Linked DNA regions of Mus musculus: region 2 is linked to region 1. The links are chromatin loops, found by intact Hi-C in ENCODE. Cell type or tissue: left cerebral cortex. All regions are shown on one strand.

Region 1 (8,000 bases):
TAGGAAGGGCTCCTAAGCAGAGCAGTGAGAGATGAGCCCTCAGACCTTGGGAGAGCCCGCCAAGGAGGACCTGCGTGCCCTAATTCCACCAGCAGCGGTGAGGATGATGGATGGATGATGAAACTTCAGGGGATGCTCCGCCCACAACACTGGCTGGGGCAGTTTGAATTGAACAGAACCTGAGAGGGGGAATGGCAACCTTGAGAAATGCTTGCTGCTTTTCTTCTCAAAATAATCTTGGTGGAAGGGGCAATGAGGGGTAAAAAGAGGGTGTGGAGGATTTCATGGCGATGGAGGCATCCTGGAAAGACAGAACCAAAAACCCTTGGTGGCTACTTGAGATGCAAGTTTGAACCAGGTCCCTAATAATAATCACATAGGAGGCTTCTTTCAAGCTTGGCTACCACTCAGATTTCTAATACAGAATGGAAGGAGATTTTTTTTAATGTAAGTTCTGAGCACTGGTCTTCACTAGCTTGGGAACTCCTTTAATTGTCTAACCTGCCTTGCTCAGAGGCAATTCTGAAGTGTGAAAGAAGGGTGACGAAGGCAAATCATTGCACGAGTAGATCATCCCATAACAATGCTAATGGTTAGTGGTTTTAGCTTTCAGTGATCTAACCCCCACGGGCTATCTTAAATGAACATCAAAGAGTTGGAGTGGTGGTGGTGGTGGTGGTGGTGGTAGAGGTGGTGGTGGTGGTGGTGGTGGTAGAGGTGGTGGTGCATACCTTTAATCCCAGCACTCGTGGATTAAAGAAGTAGGTGGATCTTTGAGAGTTCTAGCCCAGTCTGGTCTACAAACCAAGTTCCAAGATAGCCAGGGCTGTTACACAGAGAAACTCTGTCTCAAGAAACAAACAACAACAACAACAACAAAAAACAAACAAAACGGACATCAAGGAACCACTTAAATTTCTCTCTTTGAAGCTGACTTAAGAATGAAAGGGAGGGAGTCTAGGCCATAGCCCAGGAATTCCTGGATGCCAGCACTCAAGGATGAGCCAGTGAACTTCCTCAGCCCACAGAGGGACCCCAAGCTGTGCCAAGCCAAATGAATATCTTGGCAACATGTCACTTCGAAGGCCTGGTGTTGGAAAGGAAATCGTGGAGTGTTGGTATTGCCCCTCTGACCAGACAGGGAAGAGTGGGCTGTGGGCCATTTTTAAAGGGGTCTCAGATCCAAGGATGGTGGCCAGGAAGTAGCTGTGACTCATTTAATAGTCCTTATTTTTCTCACTTAAGATTCTCCTCATCCAAGGATACATGTTCTTCTCTAGGTTCAGGCACTATTCCAACCCCTCTGTCTCACCAGGAAGATCAAGGTACTGGCTGATATTCCCAATTATGTTTGTCTTTTCTTTGTTTTAACACCTGTGTTCCTTTTGAGTAGTTAGTCCTAGAAATGGGGACCCTGGCACTCTGTGCCCCACCCTCTTTCCCCCTCAGTACTCGCCCACTGGAGGTTCCTGGGGTACCAAATGCAGAAGCTAACACATTCTGCCTGACTTTTCTTTCTGGGCCCCAACCACATTCCTTAGAATCCTCGTTCTTCACACCCACCCAGGCCTGTCTCCGTGGTTTTCCTCCTCTGCTGAAATCTATAGAAAGAAGATGATGTCATTCAATGTACCGGAAAATGGACCTTATGTTCCTTCTAGCTTACTTGTACCAGCTACCGCCTCTTCCCTGTCTTCCTATCCCTCCTTGTGCAGGCTCAACCATTCCACCCCCTCCAATGCTTGTGGAGGTGATACAAGACTTTTAGTCAAGCACGACCACCACAGACACTATTGGGACAGGGCTTTGCCATCATGAGAGAGACAAGGTTAATTCTTCGCCTTCCATGTTAAAAGTCCAGTAAAATCCTGCCCCTGCCACGGAAAGTGAATCATATCATCTGGATGAATGGAGAGTGGCTCCCTCTGGCAGGAAAGCTGGCCAGCAAGTGGGTGGGACACACCAGTGAGCCCAAAAGATATGCCCTTCCCCCTCTTCCTGTGCATGGTTCCCCTTATAGTCTTCCTCGTCTCTGTGGCTGCTAAAGCCATCTGCCAAGCCCCCAGCTATCCTTGGCTAGCACTGTCCAGAGGGGAGGCATATTCAAGGAACTCTTTCTTTCTTTCTTTCTTTCTTTCTTTCTTTCTTTCTTTCTTTCTTTCTTTCTTTCTTTCTTTCTCTCTCTCTCTCTCTCTCTCTCTCTCTCTCTCTCTCTCTCTCTCTTTCTTTCTCTCTTTTTTTTTGATTGGATATTTTCTTTAATTACATCTCAAATGTTTTCCCCTTTCCAGGCCTCCCCTTTTGGAAACCCCGTATCCCATCCCTCCTCCCCACTGCCTCTATGAGGGTGCTCCCCCACCCACCCACTCCCATCCTCCAACCCTGGCATTCCCCTACATGGGGTATCGAGCCTTCACAGGACCAAGGGCCTCTCTTCCAGCTGATGCCCAACAAGGCCATCCTCTGCCACATACATGCCCAGTGCCATGGGTCCCTCCGTGTGTACTCTTTGGTTGTTGGTCCAGTCCCTGGGAGCACCAGGGGGTCTGGCCTGTTGACACTGCTGCTCCCTCCATGGGGCTGCAAACCCCCTCAGCTCCTTCAGTCCTTTCTCCAACTCCTCCATCGAGGACCCCCAAGCTCAGCCCAATGGTTGGCTGCAAGCTTCTGCCTCTATATATTAGGCTCTGGCAGAGCCTCTCAGGAGACAGCCATATCAGGCTAAGGAAATAGCTTCTTAGCTTGACTTTCTTTGGCCTGCCTGTGACCTTCACTACCCACCTAACCCTTCTCTCCTCTAAAGCCTTGCCCAGCCTCTGGGTATCTAGAGAACCAGAGACCAGACATTCAGTTTTACTGTAAGAACAAGCCATTGTTATTTCTCTTTCCAGGTATTTCAGTCATTCCTAAATGTGGTTTTTATATTTATCACTAAAAGGGATATAAAGGAGATGGGGGATCCCAGTTAGAGGAGGAGGACTTAGCTGGGAAAGGCACTTGCTTTGCTCAAAGAGGAAACCTGCTGTTCTAGTGTGGAAGCAGGCTGGCCTGGCGCAGAAGTCTCGGTGTGGTGGGACTTAGGGAGAGGAGCTTGGCAAGCCTTCTGCAGGCTGAGCGCAGCTTGCGATCAGCTCGTTTCTATTGACTAAAAACTTGCTAGGAGAGGATAAAAAAATCATAGCAGGCACAATATAGCTACAGCGAAGACCTTGTTTTTGCTCTCTTTCTTTTTTAAAAACAATATAATCAATGAAAGGATTTGGGAAGAAAAAACAGAAAGAACTGTGGAGAGCGAGCACCCAGGATCTTGAAATGGGTCTTTTTCTCCCTGCAATCACTTCCTGCATGGTAGTTTAGCTTTATTTGCCTTTTGAGAGATGGAGCTATGTCAATAGCAGCCAATCATCCCATTAGCTGGGCTGACAGGCAGAGCCACAGCCTGGCTGGTGCCTGAGGTGGGTGTCTGTTCATCTTTCCCTGCTCCAGGCTGCTCTCAGCTTCCACCTGTGGCTGCAGCAGCTGCCAGGGAGCAGGGCTCAGCACTGCAGTGAGAAACAAGAGCGTCTTCCATGCGCAAATGGCAGTAACTGATTTCTCCCTTGACGCTTCTGCCAGGAAATGAAGACTGCCCAGGGGAGAAGCATGTGGAGCCAGTGGGACGTTTGTTTCTGTTTCACTTGCTAAGCATTGCATTTTCTGCATTTAGGGAAGACCATAGGAGGGACTGATCCAGGACAGACTGGATACTGACACAGCCCAACTGCTGGGTCAAGAAAAGGAATTTTATCCATTGGTGTGTGTGTGGGGTGGGGGTGGGGGAGTCTCTATGTTCTTGTGAACTTGAACTTCAGCATATTCCAAACTCTTTTCCTCCAGAGCCGGTCCCTCTTCTGGGTCCCCTCTTGAACCCTGCCACCATCCTCCTCCTCACTGTTCATGAAATGATAGGAACTGGAAGTCATGCTTGAATTCCCTTCATCCCCATCCTCCCATCCATTACTAGACTGTATCAGCTTCATTCCATAGGATCACAATGTCTCTGGATTCTTCCATCCTCCATCCTTTACCCATTGCTGCATCCCTGAAAAACCATGGGAATCTATTATTGTCCCGACCCCTCCTGACCTTACAACAGAATTCATTGGCTTGTCTTGAGACAGTCTCTCATGTAGCCCAAGCTGGTCTCAACTTCACTGTGTAGCAGAAAAGGACCAGGAGATCATACTGTCTCTGCCACCTGAGTGACGCGGCTATAGGCATGGTGGCAGACTTCTGCAGTGCTAGGTATGGAACCCAGCATGGACTCTGTGCATGCCGGGCAGGCACTTTGCCAACTTGTTGGGAGCCGCCCTCACATTTGCCATTATAAGATGGCGCTGACAGCTGTGTTCTAAGTGGTAAACATAATCTGCACACGTGCAGGGGCAGTTTTCCCGCCATGTGTTCTGCCTTTCTCGTGATGACAACTGGGCCGATGGGCTGCAGCCAATCAGGGAGTAATACGTCCTAGGCGGAGGATAATTCTCCTTAAAAGGGACGGGGTTTTGCCATTCTCTCTCTCTCTCTTGTTCTTGCTTTCTCTCTCTCTTGTTCTTGCTTTTTCTCTCTCTTGCTCTTGCTTTCTTGTTCTTGTTCTTTCTCTTGCTTTCTTGTTCTTGTTCTTTCTCTTGCTTTCTTGCTCTTGCTCTTGCTCTCTTGCACTCTTGCTCTCTTGCTCTCTTGCTCTCTTGCTCCTGAAGATGTAAGCAATAAAGCTTTTGCCGCAGAAGATTCTGGTTTGTTGCGTTCTTCCTGGCCGGTAGCAAACGCGTGTAAGAGTTGGTGCTGAAATCCGGGATGAGAAGACCTGAGATGAGAAGACCTGGGACGAGAAAACCTGGGATGGTTACCATCACCGGCGCAAGGAAGATTCCTCATTCCGGAACCAGAACTGCGGGTCACGGTCATAAAGGTTCCCGTAAAACAGACTGTTGAGAAGGATTCAACTGCGTATATTCAGAACTCTTCAGCTGGGGAACGGTGGTAATAAAGTGTTCCCGCAACACAGACTGTTGAGAAGGATTCAACTGCGTGAATTCAGAACTCTTCAGCTGGGGAACAGGGTACTCGTAAGTATAGCTTTACAAGGTACGTCTGGCCTTGAACTTTCTAACGAAATTCAAGACAGTCTATCAGAAGTAAAGTGGAAAATAGCTTTACAAGGTATGTTTGGCCTTGAACTTTCTCCAGTGTTAGGAGCCTTTTTGTTCCTTTTCACATGTTATCAAGCGGTTAAGGCAGGGCTGAAAATTCTGGATGAAATTCAGGGCAATCTATCAGAAGTAAAGCGGGGAGAGAGAGTAGGAGCAAAGAGGAAATATGGTACACAAAATAAGTATACAGGCCTTTCCACGGGTCTTGAACCTGAGGAAAAGTTTAGGTCAGGTAAGAATACCTGGGGAGAGATTAGAAGGAAGGAAAAGAAAAAAGATCAATCAGCGGAGGTCTCTAGGAGAAGGAGCCTATACTCATCACTAGGTGAGCTCAAGGAGCCAGTTCTTAATAGTTCTGAATCAGATGAAAAGGCTATTAGGGCCTGGAAGGCGCTCTCCCGAGCAGGTGAAGCCACTGGACAACTAACAAAGATCGTCCAGGGACCTCAGGAGTCATTCTCAGATTTTGTGGCCAGAATGACAGAGGCAGCAGAGTGTATTTTTGGAGATTCAGAGCAAGCCGCACCTCTGGTAGAATAGCTTATTTATGAGCAAGCCACGCAGGAATGCTGAGCGGCCATAGCCCCAAGAAAGAACAAAGGTTTACAAGACTGGCTCAGGGTTTGTCGGGAGCTTGGGGGACCTCTCACCAATGCAGGCTTAGCGGCCGCCATCCTCCAATCCCAAAAATGCTCCATGGGCAGAAATGAATCAACGCATAGATCTTGTCCAGGAACAACTAGATGTATTATGGCAAATAGCTCAGCTGGGATGTGAACAAAAGTTTCCGGGATTGTCCGTTACTTCCATTCAGTATGAGAAATTTACTAGGGTAGCTAATTTGTCAAAAAGTCTTTCTCAGTATATGTTACAGAATTGGACGGCTGAATTTGAACAGACCCTTCGGGAATTGAGAATTGCCATCATTCAGGTCAACTCCACGCGCTTGGACCTGTCCCTGACCAAAGGATTACCCAACTGGATCTCCTCAGCATTTTCCTTCTTTAAAGAATGGGTGGGATTATTTGGAGATACACTTTGCTGTGGATTAGTGTTGCTTCTTTGGTTGGTCTGTAAGCTTAAGGCCCAAACTAGGAGAGACAAGGTGGTTATTGCCCAGGTACTTGCAGCACTAGAACATGGTGCTTCCCCTGATATATCTATGCTTAAGCAATAGGTCGCTGGCCATTCAGCTCTTGCACCCCACGAGGCTAGTCTCATTGCACGGGATAGAGTGAGTGCACTTCAGCAGCCTGAGAGAGTTGCACGGCTAAGCACTGCAGTAGAAGGGCTCTGCGGCACATATGAGCCTATTCTAGGGAGACATGTCATCTTTCAAGAAGGTTGAGTGTTCAAGTGTCCTTCCCCCAGGAAAAACGACACGGGAGCAGGTCAGGGTTGCTCTGGGTAAAAGCCTGTGAGCCTAAGAGCTAATCCTGTACATGGCTCCTTTACCTGCACACTGGGGATTTGACCTCTATCTCCACTCTCATTAATATGGGTGGCCTATTGCTCTTATTAAAAGAAAAGGGGGAGATGTTGGGAGCCGCCCTCACATTTGCCATTATAAGATGGCGCTGACAGCTGTGTTCTAAGTGGTAAACATAATCTGCACACGTGCAGGGGCAGTTTTCCCGCCATGTGTTCTGCCTTTCTCGTGATGACATCTGGGCCGATGGGCTGCAGCCAATCAGGGAGTAATACGTCCTAGGCGGAGGATAATTCTCCTTAAAAGGGACGGGGTTTTGCCATTCTCTCTCTCTCTCTTGTTCTTGCTTTCTCTCTCTCTTGTTCTTGCTTTTTCTCTCTCTTGCTCTTGCTTTCTTGTTCTTGTTCTTTCTCTTGCTTTCTTGTTCTTGTTCTTTCTCTTGCTTTCTTGCTCTTGCTCTTGCTCTCTTGCACTCTTGCTCTCTTGCTCTCTTGCTCCTGAAGATGTAAGCAATAAAGCTTTTGCCGCAGAAGATTCCGGTTTGTTGCGTCTTTCCTGGCCGGTCGTGAACGCGTGTAAGACCAACTGAGCTGTACCACCACCCAACTCATTGTCGTTGTCATTGTTGCTGTTGTTTTTGAGACAGGCTTTCTCTGTGTAGCACTGGCTATCCTACAACTAACTCACTAGTAGACCAGGCTGGCCCTAAACTCAGAGATCTGCCTGCCTCTTCCTCCCAACTTTTGGGATTCCTCTTTTTTTTTTTTTTAAATAGTACTCATGTTAGGCTTCTTGTTATAAAACCCTTAATATCTTCACATTGCCCCTTAAAGTCTGTTTACAAACTGCTTTGTTTCCCACACCATCCACAGTCTACCCCACCCACCCTACTGACCTACAGCTGCTGTCTTCCACATCATCTCTGTTTTGGGAATCTTCAAGCCTTTCTCATGGTCACACGCATCCTTGGCCCTTTGAACATGTGATTTTTGCTACCTGACTTTGGGGGTCCAGAATGACACTTTAGGGGTCCCCCTGGCAACCTGAATACTTTGAACCGTGGGAGATAGGAAGGCTGGGGAAGTAAGGTCTCTCTGTCCTTCCCCTGTCCTCTCTCTCCCCCTCCCTAGGGATCACCATGTAATATCTCTGTTTTCTCCTCTCTTCCTCAACTGGGTCATAGAAAAAAGAGCTCCTTGCCATAGAGCAAGGCCCAAAGCCCATGAAGGACACAGTCTGGGCAGCCCCTCCTCTGCCTTGAAGGTGTTAGAGTGACAAGGGTCTGTCCCACACCTCAGGAAGAAGAGTCTTGCAGAAACATAGATAAGAATCTGGACAAGTCTTCCTGAGTCTTCTGTAGCCACACTCTTTTTGTTGAA
Region 2 (8,000 bases), 320 kb after region 1:
CCTTTCTTCAGGGGCCCTCCAGGCTCCCACTTCAGCTGATTCCTAAGTACAGCTGCCCATCATCTATCATCCCTGAGCCCTTTGCTCAGTTCCTGGGCTGGCATTCTATTTTCTGCATGACACACCATCTTAGTCAGGGTTCTAGTGCTATGAGGATGCACCATGACCATGGCAACTCTTATAAAAGAAAGCATTTAATTGGGGATGGCTTACGTGTCATTATCATTATGGGTAGGTGTTGAATCCTAAATTAAAACTAAACCACTGTACTGGCTAGTTTTGTGTCAACTTGACACAGCTGGAGTTATCACAGAGAAAGGAGCTTCAGTTGAGGAAATGCCTCTATGAGATCCAACTGTAAGGCATTTTCTCAATTAGTGATCAAGGGGGAAAGGCCCCTTGTGGGTGGGACCATCTCTGGGCTGGTAGTCTTGGGTTTTATAAGAGAGCAGGCTGAGCAAGCCAGGTGAAGCAAGCCAGTAAAGAACATCCCTCCATGGCCTCTGCATCAGCTCCTGCTTTCTGACCTGCTTGAGTTCCAGTCCTGCATCCTTTGGTGATCAACAGCAGTATGGAAATGTAAGCTGCAGAATAAACCCTTTCCTCCCCAACTGCTTCTTGGTCATGATGTTTGTACAGGAATAGAAACCCTGACTAAGACAACCACCTATGTAAGTATGAAGGTCCCTGGCATCTACCACTGCTACTGAGAAGTCTAAAGTTTCAGTTTTCCTCGTTCTCTTCTTTTTGCAGTGTTGGGAATGTATAACCAGGGGGCTCACAGATCAGATGGAGCTTGGTGTCTTGTACAAAAGAATTGAAGCTGCCCACACAGAGAGTGAAGCAATAAAGAATTTTACTCAGAAGCGAAGAGAAAGCACAGAGTGGATGCACACACTTGGCAAGGGAGCCGCCTGTCCTGAGCAAGCCCAAAGCTCAAGAATGCCTTCCTGGTTTCCAGGAGGAAGGGCTTAGTTGCTAGGGCCAGTGCATGGGTACTTTTCTGGCTTAGATTATGTAAACCTCTTTTTACTGAACATGTTCTTTCCCATGTTGTGCCTGCTCTTAATCATATGCACATCCATCCGTGCATAAGTATAAGATGCAAATTCAGTTTAATCCCAAAAACCTTAGAAGACATGGTTGGCCCTACTGCGCGTGCACCTAGCCACTGTAGGCTGAACTGAAGCATTGCCTCAAATCTCAGACTATGTTCCAGGATGTGTCTGGTCACAAAAAGGAAGTAACTAGGGGTTGCTAAGGCACAGCGTGATCAGCTACATTATCTGGAGACAGGTTTGTGTATCACTTGTTGCAGGTGTTGGGTGGGAGGGTCCCAGGTTACTAAGTTATCCCTGCAAACTACCTGTGTCAGCTGGAACCCAGAGCCTTGTACATGTCTGGTGAGAGCCCTGTTAACACAGTTATACCCCAGCCCCTCTAGCTCTCTTTTTTAAATCTCTGCTTTTCTTTTTCTCTCAGGGTTTAATTTGTTTTTCTCAAAGGCACCTCAGCAGTCCTTCCAATCAGCTTTCAATTCTGTTCATTTTCTTGTTCCAGTCTAATCTTCTAATTTTTTTATTTTTCCCTACTTTAGCTTTCCATTTATGTCTTCTTAACTCTTTTAATTTTTATTTTGAATAGATAATTTTTCTCCCATATTTCAGTTTCCATGAGCTCTTTTTAAAAGTTGCATTTTACCCCCTTACACGATGCAGTGTTTTCTCCTGTGAGGGTAACATGATTCTTTATAAGATTTCATATTCTTTGTGTGTGTGCACAACAGTATAGGTGTCTACAGAGGCATCAGATCCCTTAGAGCTGGAGGTGTAGGCAGTTGTGAGTCAGCGTGGGTGCTGGGACCCAATGGTGGTCCTCTGTTAGAGCAGTATGTGCTCTTAACCACTGAGCCAGCTCTATAGTTCCATATTATAGTCCCTTACCAAGGTTTCTTATGGTATTTGGGTGGGGGGTGTTACTCTGAAATTTCACCCTTTTTCCAAATGCTCAGCCATCCTATCATATTTAAGAGACTGACAGTGAAAGACCAAGAAACCTGGGCATGATTTTGCATGCTTTCGATTCCCAAGTGCGGGCTAAGATGGAAGTGGGCTAAGATGGAAGTTTCGTCTCTCAGGAAATGAGACTCCACTGCACACTATATTCCCAAAGGGAGACTTTCAGATCCCTGGCACATTTGGGAAGGCATTTTGAATATTGTACCCCGGAAGTCTTATTGATGAGTAAGTCTGAAAATGGTCACCAAGACACTGTTAGTGGTAGTGGCAGTGACGACGATGATCACTGCAAAGTGAATTAGTCACACACTCTGGCCTCCACACATGTAGGATGCCACCGTGTACATGTCTCCCAGTAAATAATAAGTGTAAGAAAAAATTAAAACTTGTAGAGTCACACAGGTGGCTGAAATGGAATTTGGATCCGGTTGTCTCTCCTTCCTGATGATGGTAATAGCACTCGGCTGCTGAGATGTGTTGAGGATTCACCGTGCACGCCTTTACCTTCTGCATGGTCTGGCCTCCTTTCAAGCCTCAGAATGCAGAAGCTTGCTGTTCCTCTCTTTGGATGGCTGTTTTTGGCACACAAGTAGACCAGTAACATTTATTTTTAAAAATTCTTATGTAACTGAAGTATTTAACTTCTGTAGCAATTCCCTGCCCCCCTGCCCAAGGACCTGAAAACAGACCTTCTTTAAAAATTATAATTACATTTATTATTCCTGTAGAGGGAGGGAACAGGCATGTTGAGGTCAAAGGGCAACTCGTGGGAGTTAGTTTTCATCTTCCACTGTGTGGATCTCAGGGATTGAACGCAGGCTGTCATGCTTGATGACAAGCACCCTTCTGGCTGAGTCATCTCGCCCGCCCTAAAAAAGGTGGCTTATGACTTTCCCAACACAATTTCCCCACTCCTCCTGTATTTCCTCTGCTGTGCGGAGCTCAGAGAACAAATTGTTCTCTAGCAACTCTTTTGTTTTTGCAGTTGGAGAGATTGAGGGGATCCCAGCACACAACACTAGAAAACTGACTCGTGTTTTCTACAGTTCTCTCCAGTTGAGTTAAGGCTCGTGGTTGTTATATCTTCCAAATTGATAGGTCAAGAATGAGGATCACTGGTATGATATGCACACACACACACACACACACACACACACACACACACCCTCAGGTTTGCAAGACAGTGAGATATTCTGAATGAGATATACATAGTGCATAGTGGTCCATACCTTTAATCTCAGCACATGGGCAGCGTAAACAGATATAGCTTTGTGAGTCTGAGGTTAGCCCGGTCTATGTAGAGCATCCCATGACATTTAGGGCTGCATCATGAGAACTTTTCTTTAAAAAAAAGGCGGTGGGTGGATCCCCTAATGCAAGTTTCTCTTCTTGTGTGTGTGTGTGCTTGGCAATAAAATGAGATTATCTGTAATAAAAGTGTTTCATTACACAAGTCAATTACAAATATTTACAGTCCAAGTGTACAAGGCAGCTGAAGTTAGAGTAGTTGTTAGGTCTCAAACCTGGGACAAAGAGCTGAGGCGCTGATTTAACTGGATCAAACTGGATCTGGTGGCCAGGTTCTCCCAGCATCCCTCAGTCCCTGTTACAGGGTCCTCTTGGCTGGCATACTCTGCCCTCTACCCTAAACTTCTGCAGCCCAAGGGCTGGGCTGCCCTTCCCCTAGCTGCTCTTCCCTATAGAATCCAGCCATTTTGGCTACACCAGCCCTTTTGGCCTCTTGCTCCAAGCTCCCTCCTCTCTATCCCTCTTCTTCCTTCTCACTTCTCCTCACATGATCCACCTCAGTCTGCTGGTCATGTCCACTATGGACTCTCTCCCTGATGCCTCTGTCTGCACTCTCCCTCCTATCTACCATAAGACTTCTCCTCTACCGTACCTAGTATACCATGCCCTCCTTTTATTCTTTTTTTTTCTTCATTCAGTAATAACTACAAATCCTTAATGACTACATGTCAAGCCCTATACTAACTTGACCTACATTGTGTCATGTTGTCCTCATATTACCTCACCTACAGATGAGAAGACTAAGTTGTGAGACTGGCCAATTCACCTTGAAACTGAAGAGGCTACATAAGGGCAATGAGTTACTGGAAGTTGTAGTACTTTAAGATGGGCATGGGTTGCTGGGAGTTGTAGTCCTCCTGATGGGCAGAGCCATGCCACAATGAGATGCACTTCTAATACACAAACCTAATGATCTCCTTAAACATATCACAAGGAAGGGACCCACATTTACTACTTTGTTGTATGGTTCTGATTCTAAGCACTCACTCTGGATCCAGTTTTGACAAGTCTAAGTTAGTAAGCTTCAGCTCTCCCAAATCCGTATCCAGTGTTTACCGCGGGTGCTCTTCGTTGCATCCTTACCTTTTTGGATCCTTTTGGTGTGTTTAAACTACCACCTTACTTTATCGGGAGTGTCATCAGATTGATAAGCTCGCCTTTTCTGATTATTACTTAGTATGGTGGAAGGACGGTTTGATGAAGTCTTATGAACTTCATTGTGAATCTAAGTCTTGTTAGCAACCTCATACTGAAGAGTGCTTTGCAGTTTCTTTTGTAAGCTGTGAACCTCTTGGGGAAAAAGTAAATTGGCAAAATGTTTTTGTGGCTCATAATAGTGGAACCTTTGGTTTGCAAGGATCATCTCTAAGTAATTTTTTGTTTCTTGCAGACCAGAGCTGTCCAAGTGAAACAAAGTCCACAGACAAACAGAAGAAATAGGTTTTGGCCCAAGATGTTCAGGAGAGTCAGCAAAATATGGATCCCCTCAGTGGTTCCTTGTCCTCCAGAATCCTGGGAAGAATCAGATCTGAAATACAAACACTGCTATTTTTATACTCAATGGTAAACTGGGAAGTGGCCAGGTGTTTGCAGCAAGGAGCGTTCCTAGGAGTTGGAGCTAGACTTCTTTTGTACTCTTCTTCACTGGGGAAAGGTACGCACGTTCTGGTGCTTTCAGCTCGGTGCCTTCCCTTTCCTGAAGAAACTTTCAAATTACCTTTTGATAGTGTTCTGTTGTTAAGAGATGGCAGTTGGCAGGGGCATCCCTCATCTGGGCCTCACAAGTATTAATTGAGTGGCTACTGAGACATGCTGGCTGGTGACAACGCCAGATCATGCTATGTTTGTTTACAATTCAAAGCAATGACTAAGAGAGCCGAGTGCTGCCACTTTGGATCTAACAGGACCTAGCTTGTAGGTGGCAGAAAAGTGCCAAAATGAAAGATTATGTACCAGCTTTTCAGACTGCCATATGGTTTACTTAATGCAGGAGTCCAGAACAGTGAACACCCATAACCACCTCTCATATCCAGTAGCCAGTGATCACTGAGGCAGACACGGGGGTCTCCTTAGTCACTAAGCCTCTTTTCAACTGTTTGCCTTTGGAGGCAGGTCTCATGAAGCCTCGACCTCCTGACCCTCATACCTCCTGAGTGCTGGAATTACAGACAGGGACATCTAGCCTGGTTTTTGTTTTGTTCTGTTCTGTTTTCCTTGCTGGGTGAAGGAGGAAAAGGAACAAGGGAATGCAAGGATGTCAACACAGAAGAAACTGATTCCGGTAGTCTCTGTGTATGTAAAGGTGCTTGTGCATCCAATCTTCAAGATGCAGCAAATGCCAATTCAACCTGCCTTATCAGCAGTTGTTCTCATTCATTCATGGTTTGGCAACACAGAGCTACTTTACCCTTAAGAGTTACACAGCTCTACAGAACAGGATGCCAGGATGTTCTCCTGAACTAGCCCTAAGGCATGGCAGGTTAGAGCCTTCCTTGGCTGGTGAACCTGAGAGAATACAGGCTGCAGTCTAGACCTTTAATGGGGACGAGACAGGCCTAACAGAGAGAAAACAAAAAGTTCTGTGATGGTGGACTGAGACGACGTCAAAGCTTTCCATTTTCCTAGGGAAGGAACCAGAGGGGCAGGGAATGCAGTGGACATCTGTCCCAATAGGCAAGCAGCAGGCCTTCATGTTTCCGGAACACAAGTTCCAAGGCAAGGTAGCTGGGCAGGCTGAAGGCTCTGCTCTTCTGGAGCCCTTATTTCATGAGGTGTGGTGGGGTACCTTTAGGGAGAAGGGTCTAGAAGGACTGGGTCTCAGAAGCTGCCTGCAACTGCTCACTCCCTGGAGACAGGCTCCAAGGAGGTTTCTCCTGTTTCTACTTGACTGTATTCTCTAATCCATTCAAGGAAATAGACATTATAATAAACCTAGCGGGAAGATTGAGAAAATGGCCCACAACAGCTGATACAAATAATTAGATGTCAATTGCTTTCTTTCTTTATGGGAAATTAAACAAATAGGTTGGAATATTCACATAGCTTTTAGGTAGGCACTAGCTGTTCCAGGTTAATGAAAGGACCGAGACAATTGAACTGTTAGGGGGCTTGGGAGTCAAAATTATGAACAATTTCAGTAAGAAATGAAAGCCCAGTCCTTTGCCACATCTGATAACACCACTGAACACCTGTCCTGGTCACCTTTGTGCCCTAACTGGAGCATTAGGTTTTGTTACAATGTTATAAAAACATAGTTACATAAAGCAGCAAATTCCTTCAGCAAAACTGATTTAAAAAACAAAACAAAACAAAAAAATCAACTACAGTCAACTCCTTACTTTCTTTACAATAAGACAAACACATTCTCTTTCAGGAACAGGTCCACTTTTTTTTTTTTTTTTTTTTTTTGACACATGGTCTTTTGTATCCCGAACTGAAGTAGAACTTGCCAGGGGTAACTGTTGTCTCAACTCTCTGAACGTTGGGGTTACAGCAGGAATCACAAGGGCTGGTTTATGCGGTGCTAGGGATTGAACCCAGGGCTTTATGCATGCTGGGCAAGCTCTCTACCAACATCCTCAAACCTTATATATTCCTAGAACGTTTAACACCCGAGTAGACACAGTGTCACTGTTAGGTGCTCAATATTAGTTTGTATTATATTTTTCTAAAACTGCAGAATCTATGTGACCTGACTTAAAGTAAATACACACATATAAATAAAAACTCAACATATATACCTATGCCACTTTCATTATATACCTGAATGAGCCATAAAAATAATTGTCAAATACAGAACATTACAATGACCTGGTCTGTTCTTTTCAAAACTGAAGTTGTGTGTGTGCATGACAGGGGCAGGTGTGGCATTCACATGCCATGGTGCATGTGGGGAAACCGAAGAATAACTTTTGAGAGTTGGTCCTCTCCTTCCATCATGGATCCTGGGGACAGACCTAAGGGCAGCAAGCCTGTGTACCATGCCATATTGCTAGCCCTGTGGGAGGTTTGTAACATTCCATCCAACCCTCATGGTAACCTTGGAGATGCTCTGTTCCACCTCTGAATGTGAGGACAGATGAGGTCGAATGATCAGAGATCTAGTAACTACCAGAAATGGGATGCTGATTATCTGCAAAGCCAGTTAGCTCTTATTTTCTGCCATGTTTTAAAGGTGGGTGTTTTCTTGAATTATACCGCAGTGCAGCAGCATCATATATGTGACCCTTTGAAAATATTAATTCCAAGAACTGTATCAGCCCATTATTTTTGTTGAGCAATGTCACCACTGTGAACAGCAGCAGTGGCTCTGGTATTCTCAGAGCTGCCACAGCCCGCAGAGTCTGCACCTGTGCCTTGCTCTCTGTCATGTAATACTCCAGTCTGCACTGTTGCATGTCCCATCTTTCTTACTGTGTGCTTGCTGAGGTCCAATGAACCAAAAGGAGTTCCTTCAACAGTGTGGAAGACAGTGCCTCTTTATGCTCAGGGTCCACTTTAAGATAGAGTGTGACTTAGCCTTTGAGCAGTGTCGCTGTGATAGTTTGTACATGCTTGGCCCACAAAGTGGCACCATTAGGAGGTGTGGCCTTGTTGGAGTAAGTGTCACTGTGGGCATGGGCTTTAAGGCCCTTGTCTTAGTTGCCTGGAAGCAAGTCTTCTCCTAGCAACCTT

What was found. A loop is a pair of places that touch in the nucleus more often than their neighbours do. Peaks named below come from ENCODE experiments on the same cell type or tissue, not always from the same donor. Only the 100,000 strongest peaks of a DNase experiment are listed, where the experiment ranks them.
Region 2: it touches region 1 in a loop (12-fold over the local background); 2 of 42 quality-filtered maps call a loop at or near these places.

The regions. Positions count from the first base shown.
Region 1 is chr3:85,304,428-85,312,427 of GRCm38, reverse strand. No RefSeq gene overlaps it. Among named protein-coding and RNA genes, the nearest start is that of 1700036G14Rik, 9.1 kb to the left of the region's middle. In left cerebral cortex, no CTCF peak of the experiment used is centred here; DNase peaks (open chromatin) are centred at 1,597, 1,926, 3,054 and 3,477; H3K27ac peaks cover 3,973 bases.
Region 2 is chr3:84,980,091-84,988,090 of GRCm38, reverse strand. No RefSeq gene overlaps it. Among named protein-coding and RNA genes, the nearest start is that of Gm30944, 39 kb to the left of the region's middle. In left cerebral cortex, no CTCF peak of the experiment used is centred here; DNase peaks (open chromatin) are centred at 5,724, 6,048, 6,797, 7,729 and 5 more places; H3K27ac peaks cover 7,568 bases.